Linked DNA regions of Homo sapiens: region 1 is linked to region 2. The links are chromatin loops, found by intact Hi-C in ENCODE. Cell type or tissue: GM12878. All regions are shown on one strand. Each heading gives the region's core, and the rest is flanking DNA. Links, peaks and the distances in the headings are about the cores only. Region 1 has its middle 56 kb from the start of LINC02461. Region 2 has its middle 70 kb from the start of LINC02450.

Region 1 (5,387 bases), core at 273-5,272, 450 kb after region 2:
ATTCATCTGTGCCATATTACACATTATGTAGCTGCCTCTTTCATTAGACTATGAGCCTATTACGCATGAAGAATGTACAGTATTTATATCTCTATATCCCCCTAACACACAGTAGATGTTTAAGTCATGTGGTTTGAGAGAATGAGTCCTGCCAAATGCTGAGTTCACACATGGTACTCACAGCATTTCACGCACTGCCAGCCCCGTAATGTTAGGAAGTAAATGAGATCATATCTCCTTTTAGGTGGTGACTGACTAATTTTTTAATAATAAATGCTAAAACTGTGGGGCGGAGTTGCAAATAAAGTCATCAAACTATCGTTTCTGAACCTTTCTACTTATCTGGAGGACACTTGCCTATCTCTGGTCCTCTGGAGTCTCTCCCATTCTCTATACAAAGGAGCAAGAGCTAGGACTAAGATGGCGATTATGAGAACAGAAAGGAAGGAATAGCTTCCAACAATTCTCAAATGAGCAATGAGCAACAGCACTGCTTATGCATGAGGATGGAGAAGAGTCAAGAAGGAGTCATGCATGGTTGCAAAGCATTGAGCCTGAAAACTTCCTGGGGAGAAAATTTTCGAGGAGACTGACCGACAGTAACCTGCCAATGGCATTGGCCCATGGAGACAAAGAGATGTTATTTCAAGCAGAGGCCAGAGGAGCAGCATGAACATCAGAGAATGACTTAGCTCTGAAAGAATTGCCCAGAAAACACTAAGGACTGTGAGCTGAAGTTGGTCCCCTTCCCTCTCTTTCATGTGCTGTCTGGCTTTCTCTCTTCTCCATCTCCAAAGCTTTCATCCAGCTGACCAGTACTCACCCTCTGAGGGTCAACCAAATATTTGTATAGAACTTTAAAGTTCACAAAGCCATTTCACACACATCGTCTCATCAACCCTGTGAGATAGATATGCATGCTTATTTTAAAGGAATAGTCAAAGAACCTGAATAGTAGCAAGGGGCAGAATCAGGGGTTGAGCATGAGGTATTCTGATTTTGTATTTATTCAATTTCTACTATTCAACATTATATCACATTCTCTAAGAGAAAGAAGTATAAGCAATGGCCTTTTGACCTCAGGGATCTATCATCTTATTGGGGAAACAAACATAAAATATATCAATTGATGAGAGAAAAAATGTGTGCATTCAAAGATTATATATTAATAAACATATAGCAATATGTTAATATATAAAATTATGTAACAACTGCCACATTAAATCCAATAGTCCATCTGGGAGAAGAATCCTTTAAATATTTATTCAGGCTCAGTGGCCAACGGCACAGAACACTGTAGAATTGGAGCATTTGCAGAGATTTTATAGGACCACTAGACTTTGTTTATTTGACTACATAGAAACTGTGTCTTGAGAAACTGAATTTCTTTACTTATAAAAATGTAAGTAATATTTTCTCATCTGATGCCAAATAGAATAAAGCATACACATAAAAAAAGAAAAGCTCCATAAAGTCAGCATGATTGTTAAAAAAAAAAAGGAAAACTATGTACATTTTTTAAAATTATATATATGTTTTATGCATTTTAAACTGAAATGGGAAGATGGAGCTCCTGGTGCACATAGTAGAAATATAACTTTCATATATAAGCTTTACATTTATTGACTTTTTTATATTAAAAATTCACTCTTTAATAATGGCAGAAGAAAATAAAAATTGATTTCAAAAAGGAGTAATTTAGTTCTCCAGGAGGAAATCACTTTGACCCTAATTTAAAATAATTTACAGGAGATAAGTCCTCTCTAAGGATCATGTTATACTTTTGAAGTTTAGTCTTTTTCAAGCGGGAGGCAATTAGAATTTTTAGAGGCTAGTGTTTGTGGCAACATTTTAAAAAGGCAGTTTTGGGATTCCTTTCAAATCAGCACTCCATCCCCACCCCAGTACCTCAGTTCTCAGTGAAGCTGCATAAAAATAGATTTCAGTCTTCATGTTAAAGACATTTTACCAAATTCCATGGTTTTCACAAACAAAATCATTTTTTTTCTTATTCTGCCCTCAATAAAAATGAAAAACAGCTTCGAATTACTCCTCCTAGGTTATTCATGCAAAATCTTCCTTCAGCTTTTTGCCACCCAGGAGATGAGTTCTTTATTTCATTTAATAGAAGATTTTTAATTAGAAGAGCTCTACTACAAACAAGAACAAAGAAGGTAAGGAAGGTTCTGCTGGAAAAAAAAAAGGCTTGATTTAGAGAGGGAGCAGACAATTCATTTGATTTTATTTGTTAAATTAAGCTATTCTTTTGTTCTTCCAGAGAGGCTGAAACACAGAGACTGGGAAATGCACAAATGTCTGGAGACCTATCTCTAAGAGGAGAAAAGTGAGTCATTAAAGACACCCAGTTATGTGTGGGAGTCATCACTGAGGGTCAAATTATCAGGCCAAAAACAACTGGGCATAACTCAGTTTCTGGAGCTGTTTCATGTCAGGGTTAACTCCCACTTCAAAGAAACCCGACAGACGGGAAATGAAAGTTCAGAACTTCTTCTTTTGAATCTGTTTTCAAAATGGCTCACGCAGTTTGCAGTCTGCTGTCTTTTAAAGTCAAACTTCAAGGCTTATCATTACTATTTGCCTTTTATCGAGAGCCAATAATATGCCCTGAAGATACGCATGTACATATAAATTATTATTCCTCACTTTTGGGGTTGGTGGTGATAACATTGCTCTCCTTTGAGGAGAACATGGCTGGAAAACTTGATGAGGGATTCCCACACATCTGCAATAAGAAAACCATGTCCAAATCAAGTAGTTGCAAAAGTGACTCATAAGATGAGATGGCTTTCCAAGAAGGATACTCCACCAGGATTTGGATGCAAGTTTCATAGAAGGGAGCAAATGAAGAGCTTTTGAAAGAAAAAGAGGAAAACAAGACCCCGTCACATACACACACTCCTTGTTTGGTCAAATAGAAATAAGCAGATTGCCCCAACTGAATCATCTCTGCCTTCCTGGTAAAGAGATCTTCATTGTACAAAGAAAATTAAAATCTCTTTGAGAAGCTTCAGACTTTGCTTCTGAACTTTTTCGGATCCTGAAACCTATTAAGGTCTGCAATTAATTTGTTCTCTCCTCTGTGCTGCCACAGATCATGTTAGTAACTGGTGATCCAGATTTAACTAGGCCTTGAGCACGAAAATAAATACAGGGGTCATCATCATTGTAAATGAATCGGTTTCATCTAGTTCCATCCTAAACTAACTGGTTTAGAAGTTTCTAGGAGGTATCACAGAGCTTAGTAAAACAAAACAAACACATAAAACAGCTCTGCTTTCTGTTTTGTGGAGCAGAGACTCTTACTTTTTTATTAGAAGCCTCGATCCTGGGACACTTCTTTCTCAACCTAGGATGGCCTTGCTTCGTTCACATCCTCCATCTCCATTCTGGGCTCTAACAGCCACTCCACCAAGATGGGGAAAACATGGTCAAGAAGATTCTAGCACTAACAAAGTCCCAGGCAAGCTCCTTTAGGAAACCACTTTGACTCATCCAAGGAGTCTTGCTCTTATTATTATTTACAACTGATTTAAAACTTTCTTTCCTTAACACAGTCTCTCCTTTGCGTTGCATATTGTATAATATCAATGAATTTTTCATCTTTTTTTGAATAGTTAATACATGCACGTGGTTCAATTATAAACACATACTATAAAGTCTATTGTAAAACTTCTCAGTCTGCCCAAGACTCACAATCCTGCCTAGTTCCTATCCCTATATGAAGGGAGGTAGAACAAATATGGCATAATATAAGGATATTTCCCTATAAGGATTTCCTGAGGTTTGTAAAAGTTTGTTTATTGGGCATTTTTGTTTTACTTCTCTTCATTAGAAATACAGATGACTGAAAACTTTGCAAATTTAATTATTGAAAATATTTTTAAAAGACAAAAAAATCATTGAAAATGTAGGGGGGAAAGACAATTAAGGTTTCCAGCTGTTCATAGTCTTATTATTAATGAATATTTATAAACCAAAATTAACTTTAAGTATTTCCTTTTTAAATATGCAATACTGTCTTCAAATATGTCTCATGCTTTTGTGCCTTCAGGCATCTGTTTCCAGCTGTTCATATTTCTATTATTAATTGAATATATTTACAGCAAAGCTAGTGTTGTGCCCTTTTGTAATCACTGCCAGTATTCTGTGTGCTCATGCTAACGGATTCACCTAGAAAAATGCCCTCGTTTCTCACCATCCTCTTAACTTACCATCACCATCACCGTTCCCATGCCCCACTACAACATACATTGTGTGACATATTTTAAAGCGACATCAACATTATAGCTGATGCCTAGGAGGAGGAGAAATGTTTCTTATGTTTACAGTGTATGTGATTGATCTTGGCATTTTTTTTGGAGGAAACTTAAAGTTTCGCATAATGTCAACCTCAGCAGTGAAGAAAAGTAAAAGCCTCCAAAATGACTTAGAAAATACAGAAAGAGACAGAGAGAATTATCTTCAAAGAAAAAGCTGCTAAACACCAGAATCAAAACAGTCACTAAAGGACAAATGTGCTCCCGGGAGAAACAAAGATCTCTTCAAAATGAATCATATAATGAAAAGATAATAATTCCAAAGAAAGGGGAAGTAGAATCCATACAAAATCAGAATTTAAAATATATATGACTAAGGAAGTCAGAAGAGAAGAAATAGTGAGTTAAGGTTATACAATTTTGAATTCTGACTCTCATTTGTAATAGTTTAGTGAATTTATAAAGAGAGGCCTATTTTTCTTGGCTATTATATCAGCTCTGTCACATTTCTTTCTTTAGATCTCCCATGATGTTCTTTATCTTATAGAATTGAAACTGAAGGAGAGCCCAAGAACATTTTCTCTTTTCCCCAGTAGTTTAAAATCGTTTTTAAAGAACAATTTTCTAGAATCACAAATGCTTGGAAGAAGCCTCTAAAAAGAAGCTCAAGCAACTCAAGTACTTTAGCATAAAAAACAATGTCAAATATATAAAAGTATAAGCTAATCTTCTACCAGGGAGGAGAATATGACATACAGGATAAAGAATACAACCAGACAAAAGCAAAAAAACTAAAATGAAGTCAGATTAGAAGTTAATATTTCCCTTTTCTTTATTTGTCAGATCAAGTCAATTCTCTGTCTGATTCCAGAAATTTAATAAAATTCAGAACAACTAAGAATAATTTCCTTTGGGAGAGAAAACCATCCAGCAAGAACATAGCTAGCAAAGGACCTATGCCTTAGTTCCAAGGTTTGGCACTTACAATATACACACAATATACACAGTTCTAATCACATAATGCTAATGATAAGGAAGGAGCTCACTCTATTTCCTAACAGTGACAATATCAGTTATTTATTGATTCCTGGTGAAATAGCCTACAATATT
Region 2 (5,387 bases), core at 300-5,299:
CAGGCTCATGGAAAAACGCTCAGGTCCAGCTTCATCTGCTTGTTCCATTCTAATCAGAGAGGTCCTCTGTGGGTCGTAAGACAAGAAACTAGGGGTTTAAAGGTCCCTCAGGAACCAGGGACCAAAATCTGGATCTGAGGAGCAAAATGCTTAAACAAGCTCTGTCTGAGGAGTGAAGGTTAAATGACCCCAGGAATGGGCCAGCTCTTTCTTAAGCAACTTCCTTGGTTTGGGGCCAGAAGGCCTGATGCCCAGTGTCTGTGAATGCACAGGATTGCAGGCGGAGTGCAGCACTTGAGCACCTTCTGTGCTTTTCAGCTCAGCCTTGGAGCAGTTTTATTCCATAAATATTATTATATTTTATATTATATATCATATATAAGTGTATTATAAAAGGCAAAATTGTGACCTGTTGGGTCTTGGACTCAGAACCCATGCTATGGAAAAAGGGACTTCACCCAGTAATAAAATGCTTTGGGATTAGTCCCATCAAAAAGATAAAAATCTTAAATTGCAAGCATCATAAGAGATCTAACTTTATTTAATCGTGGACACGTTTCCTGCTCTAACTTTTTAAAGATGGTCTGCATTTGAAAAGAATTAGGACAATCCTGTATCTTTGATCAACTTGAAAGTCTCTTTAGGGGAAGATATTTAACACTCTGGTTTTTAAACAGAAATCTAAATATGCATCAGCTAATAGTTTCCTACATTAAGCAGTATCAACTTTGCCATTTCATGACATCCAAATGAATAGGAGACCTGTTTTATGCTTAAAAGTGACTATCTGTGAACTAAACACACTTGACTGAGAGGTTTTTATGTGTCATTATTTTTGACACAGCTTGTCATTAGTTTTAACTTTGACCTGATTGCAATGAGGAATTTGGTTGTGCAAGCTTGCCTATTGTTTATCTATACTCAGACTTAATTATTGCTTCCCAGGTCAGTCATCACCATTTTAAGTGGAAAGAAATGGCTTTAACCCTTGGGATGATTCCCACAGAGTTTATTTTGTGTACTTGGATCATGAGGTCAGATGCATAGAAAAAGTGGTCACAGTACTCCTGGGGTGGGGGTGGGGTGAAGTGCAGTCCAGCTACTTGGTGGAGGAGAAAAGTGCGAGGCTTTCTCTCTTGTAGAATCACCTTAGTGGAGATGCGTGAGTCAAAAACTAAGGGGCAGAAGAACGGCCATTGTATGGTGTCTCAGAAGAGTCCTTCTTTCCGTTTCCCCACTATAAAGCTTTTTTTTTTTTTTTTTTTAATTTTCACCATTAAATTCCTTACAGTGGGAGGCACTATTGATACGATGGGCAGGGTAATTTTTCTCTTGTGTCTAATTCCTGGCTATTGCAGGATGTTTAGCATCTCTGACTTTCTTCCCCCAATTATTTTGGCAACAACAATGTCTCCAGAATGTTCAAAATTTACTAAACACATTAACCTGGTTAGTAGAGAACAAAGCATGACTCAGATGAGAAGGCCAGAGAAATTTTCTTGGGAAAAGAGAAGAGAGGGAAGCTTCAGATTCTGCTATAGATCATGTCAAGTGGTAGAGGTGCTAAAAATTTCTGTGGAGGAGCACCAGCAATGAACCTTGCCTACTAGAATTTAGCTGAATGTGTCCCTTGTTAGGTGGGGAGGGGGGAAGGAATAACATTTCTTGAGTAACTACTATGTGCCAGCAATTTGTAGTAATTATCCAACCTACTCATCATTATTCTGTGAATTAGGTATAATTATTCAACTTTCATATAAGGAACTTAGGGCTGACAGTGACAAAGTTGGGATAGGAATCCCTGACTGCTAAAACTGAAGCTGTCTCTCTTTAAAGATTTGAACTCATTATGAAACTTCCTCTGCATTCTAAGTTCAATGTTTTTCTTGTCATCCTGGGTGTTCAAGATCATATAAACAGATAAGGAAACTAGGGTTCTGTTACTTAACTTGAACAACTTACCTCTACCATGAACCTGGTAGAAGATGCCAATCAGAGCTGGGCCTGCTTAAGTGCTTGCAGCTACAATTACTGTATAATTCCTGACAACACTAGGCCTTGCTTTATACCGTGATGGCCATCATTTCCTTCTCAAAACTGACCCGTGCAGAGTGACTTGATAAGATATTCATGATACCATGATGGGCTGGAACTTGGGTCTGGGGTTCAGTGGCAGAGACTGGACAGGTGTTAGATAAACCTGTTTCCCTTTGCACCAGGACATACGACTAGACTACATTCCTCCGTTCCTTGTGGTTAGGAGTAGTCATAAACTAGATTTTGGCAAATGGAATGTGACTGAAAGTTATGTACATCACTTCCAGGCCTGGCCTATAAAATCCTCCCTGGGGATCCTCCATCATCCTTCCTCCCTGTCTGCTGGATAAATTTTGGCACCAAATGACCTTGAAAACCATGTGTTGTATGTGCCAGAGCCTTTATCACCCTGGGTCCCTCTGAAGCAAACTCCCTTTTTCAGACCCTCCCACTGTTGATTGGATTTTATACACTGGGTTCAGCTCACTAGTGTGCTTAAATTAACTATCTGGCTTTCACTGGCTGGCAAGAGCTGACTGTTAAATTTGCAGGAATTGTGTAAGCCAGTTGACATCAAGTTGATAGCTTGGAATCAGTGTGATTGGAGCACTTACAATACAGAGGTTGGCAAGTGCTATACATCAGGGCTTTTATTGCAGAGAGTCATTTTACCAGCACACCACTGGTTAAGCCACTGAAAAGTATTATTATGTAGGTAGCATTATCATAATTTATATTCTGTGACACAAAGTGTTGTTCTGCCTTAAGACAACCTAAAAGGTGTGAAATTGGCTTAGAGGTTGGTGGAAGGTGGCAAGAGGTGGGATTTGAGGAAATGAATGTCAGAGACAGGAAAAACAGGAGCATGTTATGCAGTGACAAGACAATTGGTAAAACGTTGTCTGTGATAACTTGGAAGGCAATGTGCCCATGTAGCCCATACCTCTAGGGGAGATGGTTGGAAAACAGAATGGTAGTAGTGTGTATTGGCTATTAGTAGCTGAAGTTAAAAAGTATTAGAAAATAAGAGATAAAACCCAGGCAAACACTGACTTGTTTATAAATAGAAATAAAGAGGAATAGCATCCAGAAATAAAGGACTTGTAAAATTTTAAAAAGTTTACTACTTTAAGACCCCAAATAGTAGGAAATAAGACAGGAATAACTTTTATATAACAAAGCCTCCATTAAAAAGTAAATCTATACTCAGGTTTTTTTTTTTCAATCATCACAAATACTTTTAAGATGTGAAGTGTTTGAATGCATTTAGATTTTGAGTTTCATTTTGAATCACTTGAAAAATAAAATTAGCCCTGTGGTTTGCTCTTACCATCAAACTTACTGTTCCAGTTACCTTTTTTTGCTGTGTAACAGAACACTTCAAAACCTAGTTGTGGTCGGGCACAGTGGCTCACACCTGTAATCCCAGCACTTTGGGAGGCTGAGGCAGGCGGATCACCTGAGGTCAGGAGTTCGAGACCAGCCTGACCAACATGGAGAAAACCCCATCTCTATTAAAAATACAAAATTAGCTGGGCATGGTGGGGCATGCCTGTAATACCAGCTACTCGGGAAGCTGAGGCAGGAGAATCGCTTGAACCCAGGAGGTGCAGGTTGCGGTGAGCCGAGATCATGTCATTGCACTCTAGCCTGGGCAACAAGAGCGAAATTCCATCTCAAAAACAAAACAAAACAAAACCTAGTTGCTTAAAACAACAATAATCATTTATTTTGCTCATGAATCTGTAATTCGGGCAGAGCTCAGAAAGGAAAGCTTGTCTCTGCTCCATGCAGTGTCAGCTAGGGTAGATTAACTAAAGGCTGGAGGGTCTGCTTCAAGGTGACACACGTGTCTGGCAAATGTGTACTGGAGATTGGCTGGAAGCTTGGATGGGATTGAGGGATGTGGGCTTGGCTCCCTCCCGACGTGGCCTTCTGTATGTAGCTTGGGCTTCTTCACAAAATGGTGGCTGGGTTGTAAGAACAAGTGTCCTGGCAGAGAGCCAGGTGGAAGCTGTGTTGCCTATTAAAAACTACTTTGGAAGTCACATAGCATCATTTGCCCTGTACTCTGTTATTCCAAGTAGTCACAAAGGCCCTCCCTAGGTTCAAACGGGAAGAACATCCATTCCACTTTTTGACAGGGAGTGGCAAGGTTCTAGAAGAATGTGTGGGATGAGAAAGATGACTGTGGATGTTTGCAACATATGTTCTGCTGGGGAGTGAGAGAATCACAGCTCAATTCATTTAAGAACCCATCTTAAATGATCTAGAGAAATTTGTTACCTTAAAGTGATGTTTTGAAGTTAGTGCATTCATTTTCTACTAGTCTAAGCCCAAAACCTGTTATCCAGGTAATAACCAGAATACAGTCTATAGGGCAAGAAGTCCTGAAGGGATACCTGGAGAAATTTAGAGAGAAACAAAGACTTCTTACTGGATAAGACTAGGCGAGAATTCATGGCCATCCATTTATCCAATGAACATTTGTCGAAGGCCTTCTATGTGTCAAGAACCATTCAAATCACTAAGGAGATAAAAATGAATCATTTACTTTTGCTCTCAAGGAAACTGAAGGTGGTGGTGAGGATGAGGGTTGGAGGTGAATAGAGAGGCATCTGTATGTTTACGAACTGTTACTATAGACCAGTGATAGGGGAACAGTGCTTGTGGAGTGCTGAAGTTGATGGTGTCTCATTCTACTTGGGACAGTTGTGAAAAGTGGAGAAAATTTGACCTGAATCTTCTCTTATGAAAAATCAAGAGTCAAGTTCCTAGCAGAGGTGGGGCTGCCAACCCGGCTTTACTGACTCAGAAATCTAGTGCTCTTTCCATAAAACAATTCAACTTTTTTAGATTAAATTGTGTTGTACACATTACGAATAGATTGCGAGTTCAGCTGTTAAAATTCCTTGTGAATTTTTTTTGTTCTTTAAATACTGGAGAGATGTAGGCAAAGGTTTTGATTAGATATATTAACAAGGGACTGGGAGAGCATGCAAACAGACCATCTTCAGATTATGCAGAAGTCTTATTGGATCTGAGAACTTCAGTTTCCTTAACTAAACTTTTACAAGAGCTGCTAACAAGGTATCACAGAGATTTGTTTTCATTTTGTTGCTTTCCTTTTGCTTAGCAATTATCTGAGGGAAATTGTAATATAATGGCCAAAAAGGTAAACATAAAAAATTAAGGACATGAATTATCTAGTAGTCCAGAAATTAGGAATTAAAGACATGTGCTTTTCTTAGGATCTCAAAAATTCGTGATCCTAAAACAGTTGACCCTGAATATTTAACACAGAATTTGTTTCCTCCTCCATCTCTTATAAACTTTGATTTGGTCCAGAG

The links. Hi-C counts contacts between places; a loop is a spot of excess contacts. Peaks named below come from ENCODE experiments on the same cell type or tissue, not always from the same donor. Only the 100,000 strongest peaks of a DNase experiment are listed, where the experiment ranks them.
Region 1: a loop joins it to region 2, with 2.3 times the contacts of the local background. A loop is called at or near these places in 1 of 110 quality-filtered maps.

What each region holds. Positions count from the first base shown.
Region 1 is chr12:43,208,206-43,213,592 of GRCh38, forward strand. No RefSeq gene overlaps it. Among named protein-coding and RNA genes, the nearest start is that of LINC02461, 56 kb to the left of the region's middle. In GM12878, for the core only: no CTCF peak of the experiment used is centred there; a DNase peak (open chromatin) is centred at 2,426.
Region 2 is chr12:42,759,849-42,765,235 of GRCh38, forward strand. No RefSeq gene overlaps it. Among named protein-coding and RNA genes, the nearest start is that of LINC02450, 70 kb to the left of the region's middle. RefSeq lists a silencer at 3,315-3,404. In GM12878, for the core only: no CTCF peak of the experiment used is centred there; a DNase peak (open chromatin) is centred at 3,383.